Linked DNA regions of Homo sapiens: region 1 is linked to region 2. A link is an interaction called in ENCODE POLR2A ChIA-PET data of the cell type or tissue named here. Cell type or tissue: IMR-90. All regions are shown on one strand. Each heading gives the region's core, and the rest is flanking DNA. Links, peaks and the distances in the headings are about the cores only. Region 1 has its middle 67 kb from the start of PRKAR2B. Region 2 holds the start of LINC02577 (long intergenic non-protein coding RNA 2577).

Evidence for each region. ChIA-PET counts read pairs that join two places held together with the same protein. Peaks named below come from ENCODE experiments on the same cell type or tissue, not always from the same donor. Only the 100,000 strongest peaks of a DNase experiment are listed, where the experiment ranks them.
Region 1: POLR2A ChIA-PET joins it to region 2 with 13 read pairs; 2 of 35 experiments call an interaction of 5 or more read pairs at or near these places.

What each region holds. Positions count from the first base shown.
Region 1 is chr7:106,972,599-106,982,468 of GRCh38, forward strand. No RefSeq gene overlaps it. Among named protein-coding and RNA genes, the nearest start is that of PRKAR2B, 67 kb to the right of the region's middle. RefSeq lists cis regulatory regions at 5,716-6,387, 6,559-6,872, 7,084-7,483. In IMR-90, for the core only: no CTCF peak of the experiment used is centred there; no DNase peak of the experiment used is centred there.
Region 2 is chr7:106,765,867-106,775,736 of GRCh38, forward strand. It overlaps LINC02577 (long intergenic non-protein coding RNA 2577), which reads left to right and starts at 9,152. Exons shown (of 5, transcript NR_170304.1): 1 at 9,152-9,334. RefSeq lists enhancers at 8,817-9,111, 9,223-9,870. In IMR-90, for the core only: no CTCF peak of the experiment used is centred there; DNase peaks (open chromatin) are centred at 2,315, 4,505 and 6,985; H3K4me3 peaks cover 406 bases; H3K27ac peaks cover 3,889 bases.

The sequences.
Region 1 (9,870 bases), core at 965-8,964, 210 kb after region 2:
AATGGTGGAACCCAGCGACTAGTGTTCGGCTCGATTAGGTCGAACCCCAGCACTTATGTAGGAACAATGGCAAGCCTTTAGCCCGATCTGGAGCAGCAATGGGCGCCTGGCTGGATCAGGAGCGCAGCAGACACCTGGCCGGATCCGGAGGGGTGAAAGTCAGTGGCGGGTCTGCAACCGCAGGGATCAGCAGTGGTAGATTGCAAGCAAAAGCTCAGCTTGAGCTGGAACAAACATGGACCAGAAGAGTGTACAGTTGCAAGATTTAATAGAGAGAAAACAGAGCTCCCATGCAACGGGAGGGGACCCAAAGGGGGCTGCCCACTCCCCGCTCGAATGCCTGGGGTTTATATCTCAATCATTGTCCTGCCCCCTGTGTTCGCAGGCAATATATAATTTGACTATTTCTTTACCTCCTGCTTTTAGCCTAATTTGTAATTTAGTGAGCCCTCTTTACTACCTGATTGGTCAGGTGTGAGCTGAGTTACAAGCCGCTTGTTTAAAGGTGGGTGTGGTCACCTTCCCCAGCTAGGCTTAGGAATTCTTAGTCGGCCTAGGAAATCCAGCTAGTCCTGTCTCTGTCTCTCTGCCTTTTTCTTCCCTCTGCAATCCAAATTTTATCTAGTGTTTTTTTGTTTTTGTTTTTTGTTTTTTGTTTTAGAGAAAGTCTTGCTGTGTCGCCCAGGCTGGAATGCAGTGGCACAATCTTGGCTCACTGCAGTCTGCCTCCTGAGTTCAAGCAGTTCTCATGCCTCAGCCTCCTGAGGAGCTGGGATTACAGGTGTACACCACCACGCCTGGCTAATTTTTTGTACTTTTAGTAGAAACAGGGTTTCACCATGTTGGCCGGGCTGGTCTCAAATTCCTGGCCTCAAGTGATCTGCCTGCCATGGCCTCCCAAAGGGTTGAGATTACAGGCGTGAGCCACCCCGCCTGGCCTAAAAAGGTGATACTGATGGAAAAGATGAAATAATCTTAACAGATGATATGATGGAAAGGATTTGTTGAAGCCAGGGCTTTAAGAAGAAAACAGAGAGGAGTACATTTAGAAATTTTAAAATAAAACTCGACAAGAAAAAGAAATCTAAATATGTAGCCAGCTCAAATGCATAATTGTTTTAAGACATTTTTTAATTGTAAGAAGAGAAAATTCATTTGACCTTGAGGAAAAGAAATTGTCCTACTGATCCTGAATGTATCATTTGGACCAGTAAAGAAGTAAAGTGTTTCTAGCATGTAACTTGAGCCAGCATTTGCACAGGACTAATAACACAAAAGCTGCTTTTTTGACTTGCAAGGAAGACTGGACTGTGGTAGCAGAGCAGAATACAAATAGGTAATCTTGATCATGCAAAAAGGTAATTGACAAAAAAAAGGGGGGGTGCCATGGAAGAAGGAGGAAAGCTAGAAAAAAGAACGGGGGCACCAACATCTTTTTATTAAGCTAAGACTCAATAGAAAGTGCTTAGAGTTGATGGCACAAGAAATAGAGGCATAAATAATTCATACTCACAAAGGTAATCAATGGAAAAGCTGAAAGAAAAATATGGCACAAGATAGACATCCAGCATTGAAAGGAGTAAAGGAGAACGTCAAATATGAGAACAGTTACAACAGAAATCTTTTTTGAATGTTGATTTAGGCAGTTCAGGCTGCTATAACCAGCTACCATAGACTGGGTGCCTTAAACAACAAACATTTATCTCTCAACAGTTTTGGAGGCTGGGAAGTACAAGATCAAGGTGCTCGTAGATCCCATATCTGATGACATCCTTCTTCTGGATTTGAAGAGGGCCATCTAATCATGGCGAAGGGAAAGAGAGGGAAAGCAAGCTGTCTCATGTCTCTTCTTGTAAGAGCATGAATCCCATCATGAGAGCTCCACCCCCACAAATTAATCACCTCCCAAAGGCCCCATCTCCAAACAGCATCCCACTGGGGATTAGGGTTTCAACATAGGAATTTTGGAAGAATACAAATATTTGGTCCATACCATTGACTGTGGAAAATAGATCTGAGGCTAGACAGAGGTGGGAAGAATTTTTTTTTTTTTTTTTTTTTTTTTTTTTGAGACAGAGTCTCACTCTGTTGCCCAGGCTGGAGTGCAGTGGCACGATCTCGGTTCACTGCAAACTCCGCCTCCTGAGTTCAAGCAATTCTCGTGCCTCAAGTAGCTGGGATTACAGGCACGTGCTACCACGTCCAGATAATTTTTTTGTATTTTTAGTAAAGATGGGGTTTCACCATGTTGGCCAGGCTGGTCTCAAACTCCTGACCTCAGGTGATCCGCCCACCTCGGACTCCCAAAGTGCTGGGATTACAGGCATGAGCCATTGCGCCCTGCCTATTATTTTTAATTAAAAACTCCTCTATGTTCTTTGATTTGTTTTCTTGAATATATACTTTTTTGACTAAAAAATTGTAAGATGTATTTCAGAAATCATCTCTTCTGTAAAACCTTCTCTGATGTCCCCTCCCCTGCTCCCACCAGCAGCACAGGGCACTTGCTTTTTTAAATTAATTAATTAATTTATTTATTTATTTATTTATTTATTTTGGAGACAGAGTCTCGCTCTGTTGCCCAGGCTGGAGTGCAGTGGCACCATCTCTCAACCTCCGCCTCACGAGCTCAAGTGGTTCTCCTGCCTCAGCCTCCCGAGTAGCTGGGACTACAGACGCCCACCATGGCGCCCGGCTAATTTTTGTATTTTTAGTAGAGATGGGGTTTCACCATGTTGGCCAGGCTGGTCATGAACTCCTCACCTCAGGTGATCCGCCCACCTCGGCCTCCCAAAGTGCTGGGATTACAGGCGTAAGTCACCATGCCTGGCTGAGCAGGGCACTTTCATTTATGCCCTAGTTGTACTTATATCAGATGCTATGGACTGAATTTTGTCCCACTCACCCCATGCCCAGATTCATATGTTGAAGCTCTAATACTCACTTCCATGCGACTGTATTGGAGATAGCCTTCGGGGAGTTGGGGGTGGATTAAGGTTAAATGAGGGCATAAGGGTAGAGCCCTGATCTGTTAGAACTGGTGCCCTTATAAGAAGAGGAAGAGACACCAGAACTGTCTCTCTACCATGTGAGGACACAGCGAGATGGTGGGTGTCTGCCAGCCAGAAAGAGAGCCCTCACCAGAACCTGACAATGCTGGCACTGTGATCTCAGACTTCTCAAAACTCTGAGAAAATTAATTTCTACTGTTTAAGAAATACCCAGTCTATGATATTTTGTTATGGTGGCCTGAGCCAACTAATGCACCAGGTTCTACTGCCATGATTTAATATATCTATCTCCCCTTCTAGATTCTAGACTCCTTGAGAGCAAAGGCCCATATTAATATTAATAGAACTGCCATATAGTGAGGGCCAACTATGTGTCAGACACTGCACTAGGCTCTCACAACTATCTTGGGTGACAGAGCGAGACTCCGTCTCAAAAAAAAAAAAAAAATCCTAAAACTTCTTAATGTCAGAACTATTATCCTCACTTTACAGGTAAGAAACTAAGGCCATAGAAGGAGGCCTTTTTTTCTTACAGGTAAGGAAAAAAAAGGGCCATGGAAGGAGGAGGAAAGCTTAAAAAAAATGGGAGCACCAACATCTTTTTATTAAGCTGAGACTTAATAGGTAATGCTGAAAATTGATGGCACAAGAAACAGAGGCATAAATAAGAGGAGAAATTGTGTGATTTGTCTAAGTTCATTAAAATCCATTCATACCTGCCTCCACAACACCATACTGCCCTCCTTATTATCTGTATTTTCTTGCCTCCTAGCAATTCACACACAGCGGTTTTCAGAATTTGTTTGTTAATTTTCTGAATAAGTGGAATCCCTATCTCAGAAAGGGAAAAGGATGCTGTTTCTCTTTACAGTAATGAAATTCCTGAACTAACATTTTTGAACACTCTTCACCTCCCACGATAATAAAGTTTTAAATCCCTCTTTTAGACAGGCCTAACCACATAATTTGTGGATCTCAGTGCAAAATGAAATTGCAGGACTTACAGTTCAAAAATTCTTAAGAATTTCAAGATGGCAGCAACAGAGCGTTAAACCAAGCCCAGGACCTTCACAGGCATAGGCTGCATGCCCAAGAAGCCAGCCCTCCCCACCATGACATTTCCTCCATGCAACTCTCAGTCTCTAATCATTACATATGACATTGTTATTTCAGGTGGGATGAGAGACAGTGTGGCTGGGAGTGCATCACACACCTATTTTTCCTTTGTTTCTCTGTTTCCTAGAAATGATCCATTAGCCAGATCAAGAACTAACACTTGAGAGAGAATTCTCAACAGACACACCGAGTTGTGTTCCTAAACAACAAAAGCATTCGTGGAATGTGCAAAGGAGGCTGAGTGCCTATGATCCAAGTTTTGCTCCAGAAAGGGAAAACACATAAAACTCCACATAAATGTATCATAAAATGAGAAGATATCGTGATCATAGGAGATTAAAACACTTGGCCCATTGCCTTGCAATCAAAGTAATCTTTGAATACATTCAAGAGTTAGCACCAACATTGCCAACCCTAGTAGAATTGTTCCATAAGGAATGCTGCATTCTTAGCTAGTGGCTATGAAACTTTAAACCAAGAATTGTAAATCCAGTGCCCTTAGGAGCCAGACAGGTACTGTACATGAGTGAGGTCGGACACGTGGGGACTTGGGCAACTGGAGAGCACATCTGGCTCTCTAGGTGCAGCTCTTCCCCTAGTCCAGTCCGTCTGATTTTTTTTTTTTTTTTTTTTGAGACAGCTTCTCACGCTGTTGCCCAGGCCAGAACACAATGGGATGATCAAGCCATCCCCCCACCCCAGCCTCCGAAGTAGCTGCAACTACAGGCATGAGCCACCATGCCCGACTAAATTTTATTTTTTGTAGAGATGAGCTTTCACTATGTTGCCCAGGCTGGTCTTGAACTCCTGGACTCAAGTGATCCACCCACCTTGGCCTCCCAAAGTGCTGGGGTTACATGCACGAGACACCACGCCCAGAATCTATTCATAGGAGTGTGGGCCCGTGTGATCAGATCTCCTGAATTTTCAAGAAAATTTTAAAAATGGATATATCTCAAGTTGCAAATGTTAGTAACTCATTTTAATAATGAACCAAATCTGTTCTGGTCAAATAAAAGTTGTCTGGGGGGTTGGTAATGGTCATGTGCCCTTAGTTTAAGCTCTAAGTGACTAAGAAAACCCTCATTTTATCATACAGCTTCCTAAGAAAACTAAGTTTGGAGTCTGGGTGTGGTGGCTCACGCCTGTAATCCCAGCACTTTGAGAGGCTGAGGTGGGTGGATCACAAGGTCAGGAGTTCGAGACCAGCCTGGCCAACATAGTGAAACCCCATCTCTACTACAAATACAAAAATTAGCCAGGTGCAGTGGTATGCACCTGTAGTCCCAGCTACTTGGGAGACTGAGGCAGAAGAATCGCTTGAACCCAGGAGGTAGAGGTTGTGGTAAGCCGAGATCGCACCACTGCCCTCCAGTCTGGTCAACAGAGCAAGACTTTGTCTCAAAAAAAAAGAAAGAAAGAAAAGAAAAATATGTTTGGGACAAGAGCCCCATACACAAATTCGTCACAAGAATGCTCAGGTGGCCAGGACATTTGAGTTGGGAAGGACAAAGATTCTAAGGCATTGGTTCTCAAATCCACCACTCCAGGAGACATTTTTGGTTGTCACAAGTGGGAGGAGGATTAAAATGTTAGTGGCATCTCGTGGGGAGAGGCTACGGGTGCTGTTAAACATCCTGCAATGCAGACAACAGCCCTCACAACAAATATCATCCAACCATAATGGCAATAGTGCTGAGGTTGAGAAACTCTGCCCTAAGGTAATGATTTGTCTTCAGAATGCAGTCCTCAGGCCACAGATTAATGCAGATCCTTGATACCCAACCCAGCCTGCTGAATCATATACTCTGTAGGTAACACTAGATGTGTGCATTTTAGAACTCTTCCCAGGTGATGTAAATGCATGCTGAAATTTGAGAGCCATTGAACTGAAACATCAGAATTGAAGGAACTCATTTATATCTACAGAACATCCATTGTGTGTTTAGCAAGGATGCATGTTCAATGATAACAGAGAGAACTTTTACTTTTAAGCTGCAAAATACCGCACAGCCAAAGCAATGGTATCAGAATAGTCCGCCCACAGTCACAGCCTGTTCCAAAAAGATAGGGGGAGTTAGAAAGCAGAAAAACTGTCACCACGTCTTTAGCCTCCGAGTACAGAAAGTCATGTCTTAGACTGCTGATGGCATTTTTAAAAGTTTATCAACATGAAAACCAAAACAGCTACGAAAAATCACAATTTTAAAGGCAACCTATATTCCTCAATGTTGGAAATCCAGGCATTTGTAATTAACATACATAAAATTAAAGAGAATACATTATAGATATCCTTACTACGACCTTTAGTACACCTCATAGCAATTGGAAATTAGTTTAAGCTATATAAAGTCACCTGTTGTGCCAGTTTATTTTGTTATTTTTCATTAGCACCAAAAATATATATTTTAAAGGGAACACGGCCTGGAGCCCTCCCTCCTTTGTGGAGTGTATTAGAAGCTTCTTTTCTCCAGAATTGCTGTTACTCTTGTCTTTCCCTTTGCTGTGTGAAGTCACCACCAGAATGGGCAGCCATTACTGACGGAAGTGTGTCTGACCCCTGGAAAGATCTGAATGCATAGTGGGCCATTGTCCCTAGTGGACGTGAATGGAAAACTCACCCCAGAAGCATCAGCTTAGATAAGTGAGATTTTTTTCCCAGAGCCGATGCAATAAGAATTTCCAGGCTGTAAACCCAGGCAGGTCTGAGAGATGTAGCTTTCTGGGTAGTAAAATCATAGCCTTGTATGCTAGTGTATGTTTTTTTCTGATTTGGAGCATAAAAGGCATCTTTGCAGGGCTAGCAAGGTCATGGAACTCCAGAAAGGCCTCCCTAAAATAAAAGGGAGGCAACGGGGAGCCTTGCCATGCTTCCGTGAACTTATCTTGTTTATATCCTTTTTACTGGTTTTTTTTTTTTTTCCACTGCTTTAGGAGAAAGCCAAAGTAAAACCAGTTACGTCTAGGACACATTGTCATGATTGCCTGTGGCCTGGCTCAGAGTGGGGAAAAGTTTGAGAAATATTGCTTAACCTGGCTGCCGGGGTCATAGGGACCTCTCAGAAGCAGCTTTATTCCCACATGTCCACAGGGGAGCTAAAGCAATCAAAGGCCCCAGGACAGAAGCGACAACCCTCAGGGCCTCTCCCTCCCCTCCCCTCCCAGCATCACCCTTACCGTGTCCTTGGTAATCACAAAGGGTCAGCCAGCCCTGTGTTAGTCCTTGGGACTAGCGTATCCCTCATATCTTCCAAGGCTCTCTACCTCCCTCCCTAAAGATAGAGATTTAGAGCTCGTTCTGCCCAGCTATTTCAAATAGAGGAGGCTGATGTGATAAAACTCACTAATGTGTAAAAAACGTAATGTGTTCCTTCCTTCCAGAAAGTATTTACATTTTAGAAGATGTTAAGAGAGGCAATACTCAATCCAAAGCAATTAATCTCTAAAGGTTAATAGGGATTTTTTTTCTTTCAAATGAAGCAGATCTTAAACCCCTCCAATCATCTTGTGTAGTCAGGCTGCAAACCATTGAGAGAGGGGAGGGGAGGCTTATCAGATCTTGTAAATGCAGGTCAGCTGCTGAGTGGCCAGTTCTTCATCTTTCAGATCCATCAAGAAATGGAGATGCCCTTGCCCTAATTTCTGTTAGAAAACAGAAAAGTTGGATAGCATTCTACCTGGATCCTGTGGCATAAATTCCATTATCTTCAAAAACAACAATGGCAAATTCCCAAAGAGGGTACACACTGAACTGAAAAAGCACTCCGTCATTTCCCATTGCCTTTGCAGGGAATGAGGGGAAGTAGGAGACATTGTATCTCACTCAGCCTCTAGCTGAATCAACTGGCTCTTCGGTAAAGCTGAACTGCTCCTACACAGATATCACAGATATCAGTGGTCTCATTAACTAATTGTACCTCTACTAATAATAACGATGGTTTTAAAGCAGGCTGTTACATAAGGAAAAGGTTTTTCGTTATAATAAATATCAAGTCACAGGTCTGAGAAATGTGGCAAAGTCTTTTCAAAATCACAAAGAAAAGGGACATCAGTGGGAAAAAGCTGATGTCCCTTCAGAGTGGAACCGTGGCTGAAATGGTTCAGCCATGGTTCAGCCTCTCCTGCTCCACCTGGCATTTCCTGCCCTTCAGTTTGCATAGTTCCAGCCAAGATAGGGAAAGGTAGGTTGAACATCCTTAACAGTTGTAGAGGCTCAACAGAGAAGAATCTGGGGTGGCTGGGAGTAGTGAATCAATGACAAATTTTAATCTGGAGCCCGATGACTCATAAGAAAATTTAGCCATTGTGATATTGTTTGGATCTGTGTCCCCATCCAAATCTCATGTTGAATTGTAATCCCCAATGTTGGAAGTAGGGCCTGGTGGGAGGTGATTGGATCATGGGGGCAGATTTCTCACGAATGGTTTAGCACTATCCCCCTTGGTACTGTCCTCTCTATAGTGAGTGAGTTCTCCTGAGATCTGGTCATTTAAAACTGGGTAGCACCTCCCCCCAGCACTCCCTCTTGCTCCTGCTTTTGCTGTGTGACACACCTGCTCCCCCTGCACCTTCTGCCATGATTGTAAGCTTCCTGAGGCCTCCCCAAAAGACAAGCAAAGGTTGGCGCCAGCTTCCTATAAAGCCTGCAGAACCATGAACCAATTAAACCTCTTGTCTTCCTCAATTACCCAGCCTCAGGTATTTCTTTTGTGGGTGTTGTTGTTGTTGTTGTTTGAGACAGAGTATCGCTCTGTCACCCAGGCTGGAGTGCAGTGGCGCAATCTTGGCCCACTGCAATCTCTGCCTCCCAGGTTCAAGCGATTCTCCTGCCTGAGCCTCCCGAGTAGCTGGAAATATAGGCGCATGCCACCATGTCCGGCTAATTTTTTGTATTTTTAGCAGAGATGGGGTTTCACCATGTTAGCCAGGATGGTCTCGATTTCCTGACCTCCTGATCTGCCCGCCTCGGCCTCCCAAAGTGAGGTTTTTTTTTTGTTTTTTTTTTTTTTTTTGAGACAGAGTCTTGCTCTGTTGCCCAGGCTCGAGTGCAGCTGCACGATCTGGGCTCACTGCAAGCTCTGCCTCCCGGGTTGATGCCATTCTCCTGCCTCACCCTCCTGAGTAGCAGGGACTGCAGGTGCCCACCACTATGTCCGGCTAATTTTTTTGTATTTTTAGTAGAGATGGGGTTTCACCGTGTTAGCCAGGATGGTCTCGATCTCCTGACCTCGTGATCCGCCCATCTCGGCCTTCCAAAGTGCTGGGATTACAGGCGTGAGCCACCGCGCCCAAAGTGAGGTATTTCTTTATGCAATGCAAGAACGGCCTAGTACACCATGAGATATAGAATGAGTGCCATGTCTGCCATTAGGGAAACAGGTATAGAGAAAGGACTATTTTAGAAATAAAGAGATGTAGAGTTGTGTCCCAGCTCTATCACTAATTTGCCACTGTCTGAAAGGTAAGCTGTATGTGAGCAGGAATTTTTTTTGTCTCTTTTATCACTGCTGTACACCCCGCACCGGAACAATGTGCGGCACATATTAGACACTCAATACATGTTTGCCAAATGAATACGTGAATGATTGTAGTCTTGGACAAGTCAAATGGCCCTTAGGGACTATTTGTTCATTGATTATTTTCCCACCTGCGTCACAGCATGGCTGCTGTCTTGGAAAGCGTAAACTGCTCATGAGTGGCAGGTGTGAAGAAGAGAGGCTGACGGAGTGAACGGTGGTGAGGC
Region 2 (9,870 bases), core at 1,123-9,122:
AAGAATAGCCTTCAGCAGAGCTGTCTTGCCTAGAAATGCCTGTAAGGCGTATGCCTCCCTACCCAACACACACACCCTCCATAGGCAGCACACAGGCAATGACTGACTGATGAAGAAGCACAAAAGACCCAAGGAAGGACAATTCTGTGATACCATTCATGCCCCAGAACTCCCGCAGGATCAGGTTGGGGTCAGACTTTAGCGTACACGCATCTTTGCCCAGCTTCCTCCCCTCCCGTCCCCTGCTCAGCTTACTCCTCTACTGGCTTCTCCTGAACCCACTCCCTTAATGAGTCACTCCATTTCAGGCTCTCCTACTAGAGAACCTGACCTAAGGCACTTGCCTTGAACATTTCCAGAAATAGAGCTGTCTGCCTCACAAGGCATGCCATTCTGTTTTTGGACAGCTCTGATCATTAGAAAAGTTTTATTATTTTATTAGGATCACACTGCCTCTGTAATCTCCACACATGAGTCTATGTAGAGTAAGTCTAATCCCTTTTCCACATGACGGCCTCTCAGATATTGGGGCAGGGGGGATTCCTTCTTAAATCTACTTTATTTTTAGGCTATGAGAAAAAAGGGGGAGCTTTTTTAAAAAGTTTTTTAAAAACTATACAATAATATTCTAACTCAGAGTAATGTCTGCCTGACAACAAAATTGCATGAAGCAAATAATGAAAAGTCAGCCAGAAGAAAATCTGAAGAAGCTTATTTCAAATCCACTGGGTGCCAGGGGCAGAGAGAGGGGGTGGGGCAAAAAGACGTACCCAGCACAAGAGTGAAGAAGAGATCAAATCTCAGGAAAAGATAAATCAGACATAAACTACTCAAAACCAGACACAATGAAAGACTGCAAGGATCCCACAGAAGAGAAACCTTATAATTCTCCAGAGATGATGTCATAGAAGTAGACCTAAAAAAACTCTAGGACTCAAATGTGTATATGTCACATGCACACCGTATCCATACTTTGAAGATTTTTAGATAAGGATTGGTAAACACTGTCTCAGGATCATTGAGACTTACTGATGAGATGCATACCTGGAATACAACATTAAAAGAGCATGCATACCTTGTTCAAAAGGAAAACGTTTCCTCGAAAGGATAGGATAGGAAAATTGTATGTCAAGAATATATATATTCCAATGGAAATTTAAAATCTGAGAGTAGAAGTATTTAAAAGGGGATAAACCCGGAAAGAGATGGAAGTAGTATCTTTGAAGGACTGTAATACAGATACCCAGCACATGAAGGAAATTGGGTAAAACAATCCTAGATAGCTCTCATGAGCAGGGCAAAGTCAGAGATAACCAGGTCCATGCATGTTTGTGTCTCCACAATGTCAGATTTTTACTGATGCTATTTTAACCACAAAAGCCACAAGCTACATGGAGTTCTCAAGAAGGCAACTCTCTCCTTAGTACTTCTCGTTCACTCCGTAGTCAGAGCACACAGCTCAAGCCACTCCACAAGTCAGTCAACATTGCAAACCATATATAGTAGTATATTTCATCAACATATAAATGTTAAGATTAAACATTCCACACCAAAGTAATATTTAACATCAAGAGAAAGGGAATAGGAAAAAGGATTAATGAAGTAGTCCGAGGAAAGTGACGATGAAGACAGAAAGAATCTCCTGGTCTGTGCTCGGCGGTCCAGGAAAGGTCTTGAAAGGAAAAGTCTTTGATGTGGGCAGAGCCTTCAGCAGCAGATGCCAGGTGTTGATCACTAGTGACAGTAAGAGCATGTCAGTTAAGATGGCCGCTTTGAGCTGCTGAAGCCCTGCTCTTTTTACGACCACCAGAGGACTGATAGTGGAAGTGTGTGCTTGTTTATGCCCTTATCTGGTTGGATGCAGTCTTTATTTATTACAAATTTATTAAGCAAACATCGTATCCCTGTTGGCAAAATGTCCCGTGAAATGTAAGATGGAGTCTTTTTTTTAAGATGGAGTTACTTATGTCAAGGGTGCTCAATACAATAGCCTTTGTTGGGGCTTTATAACTTAAAATGTGCTTTCTCACATTTTCTTCAATCTCAGAGAAGACTTATCAGATGAATAATACATTATCATTATTTTATGGAAGTTATAAGTGATTAATTGACCATGCCCTGTTAAATTAAGTTTAGCCTAAAGCTGCCTCCTTACATATTTTTAAGTTGAGGCTAAAGGTTTCTCTGCACATAGTGAACTGTAACCTAACTGGATGTATCAACAGACTGTAACTTGCTCTTGTACCCATCACTGAGCTTCAGCCAATTGCAGATGGCCAACTGTTTAAACCACGTTCAAATAAGACAAACATCAAGCTGTAACAATCCAGCTGTTCCTATTCCTCACTTCTGTTTCACTTTCATTTTTCTGTTCATAAATCCTTTTCACGTGAGTCTGTCTGAATCTATTCTGGTTTGGGGATTGCCCAGTTCATGAAACATTCTTTGCTCAATTAAACTCTGTTAAATTTAGTTTGTCCAAAATTTTTCTTTTAGCAGCTGCAGATCGCCCAACTCATCGGTGGTAGGTCTAAGACTCGAGCATGGGTCTTTAAGCCTAAAGTCTATATTCTTGCCACATAGCCATGCTATCTTCTGATACATGTAGCAAAACTGCTACAGAATTGGCCACCTGGAACCAGTTAGTGGTATCCTGCTATTAACCACATGTATTGGTTACCTGATGCTGCCATAACAAATCACCACAAACTAGGTGGCTTAAAACAACAAAAAATTATTATCTCAGTGTTGGCAGCTAGTAGTCTGCAACTAAGGTGCTGGCAGGTTGATGTTTTCCTCTGACGCCTCTAGGGAACCTTCCTTGCCTCTTCCTAGCCTCTAGCAGTTGCTTGCCACCCTTGGTGCTCCCTGGCTTCTAGATGCATCACTGCAGTCTCCACCTACGATCTTCTCCCTGTCTGTGTCCCTGTGTCCCAATGCTCCTCTTTTTATAAGGATCCAGTTATATTGAATTTAGGGCCCATTCTAATCCAGTATGACCTCGTCTTAACTTGATTACATCTGCAAAGACTGTATTTTCAAATAAGGTCATATTCACAGGCTCCAGGTGAACATAAGCTGGGGAAAGGCACACATTCAACCCAGCGCACAGCAGACGGAGAGTTTGTTCTTGGTTTGGGTTACTGACAATTTTCCCTCAGCAGGTAAAGGAATACATTTAGGAAATTTTTGTCCTGGATTCCAACAAGAAAGAAGGAGGTGTCAAATGCAGAAACAAGCAAACCTTGGAATAAAATGGCCTTGATGTTTATAATAGTGAAAAAGGTAATGGTCAGACCTTCAGAAAGGGGGCTTCATAAAAAGTAAGGAAAATAATAGTGCCCAAGGGAATATGTTTAGAAGAGGAATGTAGACTCTGAAAACAGGATTACTTGAGCATTACAAAAATGATCCTGTTTAGGAGGAAAGATATGCTGTCTGGAAAGAAAATATAATAGAAATAATCTCAGATAATTGACCATAAACAAGCTTGTGCTGAAAACATAAACAGCAAGAATAGAATAATAGTCTAGGAGCACACAGTTCTCAGAGAGGAGGTAAAAGGAGGGTTAGATCTGGAGTAGTAAGACTCGAGGTTCCTATGGCTCAGAGGACGGATGGGGTGGACAGACCCAAGCATGCGATAAAAGAAAGGGAAAATTTGTTTAGAGTATTATGAGAATAAAGTCTTAAAATAAAGTAGGGGCGGAGATAAATACTAAAGACAGCAAGAAAGCTGTTTTTCTTTTTAATCTCCGTAGCCAAGAAAAGATCTGGGAAGAAAAACCTATGCTGTATCTCAGACAATATCACCTTAGGCCAAGCATGGTGGCTGACACCTGTAATCCTAATGCTTTGGGAGGCCAAGGCAGGAGGATCACTTGAGCCCAGGAGGACCTCTTGCCCACCAGCCTGGGCAACAAAGTGAGACTCCATCTCTACAAAACTTTGTAAAAAATTAGCCAGGTGTGGTAGCACACGCCTGTGTTCCCAGCTACTCGGGGCTGAGGTGGGAGGATCACTTGAGCCCAGAAAGTAAACCCTCACTAGCCATGTTCACTCCACTGCACTCCAGCCTGGGCCACAGAGCAAGACCTTGTCTCAAAAAAAAAAAAAAAAATTACAATATAACCTTAACAAATGATAACATAATCAAAGAACCATTCAATTTTCTGCTTCCTTCCATATTCTAAGAGAGATGAACATCAATTTTGAAGCAAACATTATGAAGAGAGAATTAAAACCTACAATAGAAAAAGAGATAGTAAGAGAAATCTTCACTTACTCTGAATGACTTCAAAACTTCTGTTAATACAAATTCTATCCCAAAGTATCAAAAGAGTTTGCAGATGAGATCAGAGAACTGCTCCTGAGAATCAAGGAGAATGGAAAAGGTGACTAATGGCTGGAAAATGTTTCTACTTCTAAAAATAGTGAAAGAATGAGATCTGTATGTAAACTGATGAGCCTCATGCAGACGCCAAACAAAATTCTAAAATGGATGATTTGTAGGCAAGATACAGTAAACAAATACTAACCAGTGTGAATTCACTAAGAACAAGTCATGCCAACCAGTCTCACTTCTTTTCTTAGATTTGGTTGCCTGTGTGTCAGGAGGAAGGCATGCACATGGTATGCCTTGGTTTTAGCATAGCATTTGCCAAATATCGTGATGCACACCTTTTGTTGTTAAGATGGAGGAATGAGGGCCCAGGTAACAGCAAGATGACTGGTGGTTTGCTGCATAGTTAGGCATTCAATGTCACCCAAAGAATATTGGCCAAAGACTTGACTTCCACCTTAAAAGGCAAACTCCAAGAATTTATGATTTGCTCATTTCTGTTCAATATTTTTGTCAAAAACATGAAAACCACAGAATGCATGTTTATGAATATTTCAATTTAAAAATTAGGGAGACAGAGCTAATACACGAGGAGACAATTCAAAACTATTTCTTCATATAGAAATCAGGCCCAAAACAAAGAAAATACAAATTATTTGGGATAAACATAAGGCCAAAAAAAAAGAGAGAGACAGAGAGACTAATAATACCAATAGCTTACATTTATTGAACAGTTACTATGCATTATATAGTCACATGCCATATATACATATGTTTTGAGACTGGATCTTGCTCTGTTGCCCAGGCTGGAGTGCAATGGCACAATCTTAGCTCACTGCAACCTCCCCGTCCCAGGCTCAAGCAGTCCTCCCACCTCAGCCTCCCGATAGCTAAGACTACAGGCACGTCACCATGTTTGGCTAATTTATATATATTTCATAAAGATGGGGCTTCATCATGTTGCCCAGGCATTATATTTTTTAACCTCATAACCACCACATTATCATTAGAATTATTGCTTTTAAAATTTATCAGCGAGGAAGCTAAGCCTGAGGGGCTAAGTAATTTCTGCAATTTATAGTTAGTAAGTGGCCAAGACTTAAATCCAGGTGTGCCTAAATTCAGGGCTTATGGTTTTAGCAACTTTACTAGTCTCATCAATGCAGGAATGGAGGTTACTTGGCATTAACTTATTTTGAGTTTTAATTGAAAACACCCAGATAAAAGTGTTAATATTGCACAGTAGCCACTTAATAATGCTATCTTCTTTCTTACTACAACATTGAAAATTTAGGAGAAACTTGATAGTTGAATTCAAATAATTTAAGAATTGATAAAATCTATGTAACTCAAAACAAAAAAAACTAAGATTACAGTTAAAAATTACACTGTGATATATATATATCATATATATATGATGGAATATAGGCAATGACTTATTTATGTTAAAAGATGGAAGAAACATAGATCAGTGTAGTTAAAGCCCAGTGTAGTTCAACCATATATATATGATATATATATGATGGAATATATATATATATATATCATATATACATAATGGAATTATATACATGATATATATCACATATATATGATGGAATATATATATATATATATATATATATATATATATATATATATATATATATCTCGCAGTTTCTTTATCCACTAATTGATTGATTGGCATTTGGGTTGGTTCCATGATACATATATCATATATACATGACGGAATATATATATCATATAATATATATAATATATATATCATATGATATATATATACATATATTATATATATCATATGATATATATAATACATATATTATATATATATCATATGATATATATAATACATATATTATATATATATCATATAATATATATAATACATATATTATATATATATCATATAATATATATAATACATATATTATATATATCATATAATATATATAATACATATATTATATATATATCATATAATATATATAATATATATATTATATATATATGATGGAACACTACTCAGCCATAAAAAGGAATGAATTAATGACATTCACAGCGACCTGGATGAGATTGGAAACTATTATTCTAAGTGAATTAACTCACGAATGGAAAACCAAACATGGTATGTTCTCACTTATATGCGGGAGCTAAGCTATGAGGACACAAAGACATAAGAATGATACAATGGACTTTTGGGACTTGGAGGGAAGGGTGGGAGCCTGGTGAGGGATAAAAGACTACAAATAGGGTGCAGTATATAGTGCTCAGGTGATGGGCACACCAAAATCTCACAAATCACCACTGAAGAACTTAACTCATGTAACCAAATACCACCTGTACCCCAATAACCTATAGAAAAATAAAATAAAAATGAATGACAAAAAAATTACACTGAGATAAATTTTTGTTCAATAACATGAACATTTTTCTATATTGTGGCTTTCCAACCACGGAATAAACTACCTTGCACAGGAATAAGTTCTGTATCAGCATTTCTATGAGTGGGTAGTTGAACTGAGAGGAGAAATCTCTAGGTGATTTCTCAGTCTTCTAAATCTAAGGTTCAATAAAGAAAACAGTTTAAAGGTTAAGTGGTGCAAAAAGGAATTCCTGAGAATCACTGACTCATAACTGCAAGGAAACTTGTAGTCATCAGCAACATAAGTTAAACAAGTTGTGGTCTAAAGCCTAAGTCTCCTATTTTAATTCTTTTAGGAAGGTAAGAAACCCTCGGAACACTCCACTTATTCTATTTTATTTATCCTCAGAGTGTTTATTGAAGGTACAGCAGTCATCAACATCCCCGTTTTGTTGACTGGAAAATGAAGCAATTCCACAGCCAATGAATGGCAGGGCAAGATGGGAGGTCAGTTCCTGTAGACATCTGGTAATCTTTCCATGACATTACTGTTTTCATCTCAATAGATGATCCCAAGGCTTTTTTTAAAATTAAATATATTTTTAAAGTAATTTTAATTCTCTCATTCATATATATATACACATATATGTAATTTACCACTTGTGAAACACTTAATCACATGATTTTGATCTACATCCATATGGTTCTATGCAAATTCCTTACCAGCTAGTAATTAAGAACCCTGGTTAAATGTAACACTTGTAAAAGCAGTCCTGGAATTTTGGTGCTGGCCTGGCATGGTATAATAAAGGTGCTCATTCCTGGAATGCAGGGTCAAATTCCAGCCTGGCTCTGCCACTGACAAGTCATGGGACCTTGGGCAAGTCAAGCAACCACTGTGCACCTCAATTTCTTGGTTTCTAACATTTGTGAAGGGCTTGAACTACACTGATCTATGTTTCTTCCATCTTTTAACATAAGTAAGTCATTGCCTATTGAGAACTCATGCCTATCAGTTTACTTGTGATGGTCATTTCGTCTTTCACAGCTCAAGGCATGATTTAGTTTATAATTCTATTGATTTTTAATGTTTTTCAGCCAGGTCATATCAGAAGGAACTTTGCATGCATATTTAGCCTGATTTTAGCAATATTTTTAATCTAATAAACTTAACCAAGCAGTCTTGTTGTTGTTGTTGTCGTCAAAATTTGGGGTAAAATTTCAAAAACAGGAATATAACTTTTTAACTTTTCAACTGTACTCATGCATTTTGGTTTAGCAGTATGCTTTTTTCCCCCATGAATTCAGCAATCTTAAAATATGCTATCGCACAAGATACTCATGGGGGATTTAACACCAAATTTTGTTTTGGAACCTATAGTCACTCACTGTTCCAATCTGAAAAATACATAGATGTATCTCAAGTGTATATATTGGTTACCAGCTGGTAGTTTCTCAAATATCTCCATTTCTTTCAGCTGCTTCACACTCACTACCAAGCAAAAAGGTAGGCTTCCTATGAGCAATGATATGAAATAATGTCATAGGTAAATCAAAATAATCTAGATGAAAATAAAATCAGAGTCACAATCCAATTAGTATTTAATATCTCTGTAATTGAGTGTATGCTAATAATCTTTGAACATTTAGTTTCTTAAAACAGAAAAACCAAATACAGGTACATTCATCTCATTCATTACATTTAATTTTCTACTAACAAGAATGTTCAAGTTTTACAGGGCGAGTATCCCTTATCTGAAATGCTTGGGATGAGAAGTGTTTCCAATTTTGATTTTTTCCCAGTTTTGGAATATTTGCATTATACTTACTGGTTGAGCATCCCTAATTCAAAAATCCAAAATCTGAAATGCTCCAATGAGCATTTCCTTTGAGTACCATGTTGGCACTCAAAAATTTCAAATTTTGGAGCATTTCAGGTTTCAGATTTTTTGATTAAGGATACTCAACTTGTACTATCAAACTGGGAGCTCAAACTAGGACATCATTCCAAAGAAACCTTCCAGAATGTCATGACGTCGTAATTAAATGTTTTTGTTACAGAAAGGGGTCTCAGTTCAGAACCCAAGAGAGGGTTCTTGGACCTCACGCAAGAAAGAATTCAAGGCAAGTCCATACAGTAAAGTGAAAGCAAGTTTATCAGGAAAGTAAAGGAATAAAGAATGGCTACTCCATAGGCAGAATAGCGGCATGGGCTGCTCGACTGATGATACTTTTTGTTACTTCCTGATTATATGCTAAACAAGGGGTTGATGATTCATGAGTCTCCAGGAAAGGGGTGGGCAATTCTCGGAACTGAGGGTTCCCGCCTCTGCCCCTGCCGACTTCTTAGACCATATAGGGTAACTTCCTGATGTTGCCATGGCATTTGTAAACTGTATGGCACTGGCGGGAGTGTCTTTAGCATGTTAGCGCATTATATAATTAGTGTATAATGAGCAGTGAGACGACTGGAGGTCACTTTCATCGCCATCTTGGTTTTGGTGGGTTTTGGACAGCTTCTTTACGCATGCTGTTTTATCAGCAAGGTCTTTGTGACCTGTATCTTGTGCCGACCTCCTATCTCATCCTGTGACTAGGAATGCCTTAACCTCCTGGAATGCAGCTCAGTAAGTCTCAGCCTTATTTTACCCACCCCCTATTCAAGATGGAATTGCTCTGGTTCAAAAGCCTCTGACAGGTAGAAATTCAGATGTTAGAATATTTTACCTCCTTAAAATAATTTAAAGGACCAATTACTGTATAGCTTATTTATTTGGATATTTTATATGATGTTTTCTAAACATATAGTATTTGTCAGTGTTTCCAGTGACAAGGTTTTTTGTGAAGGGATTTAGACCAGTGGGGAGCCCAAGGATATTTATTTTGCTGTCGTTCTTGAGTCACTATAAATATTTCAGTTAAGAGTAGTCATAGGAGAGCAAGCAATTGGAGCTATCTGGATTTGAAAGTACTTCAGCTTTCTTCAGCATCCATGCTATCAGTAGCTGCCTAACCTTGCCTTCTGATATTATGCAAGAATTGGACGCTTCTAGCTAACAAACCTTCACTCATGCTGGCTTTTCCCATCCTTTGATCCCTTACCTTGATGCTGCTTTATGATGCCAAAACACCTCAAAGCTTGAACTTGGATAGCATCAAAACA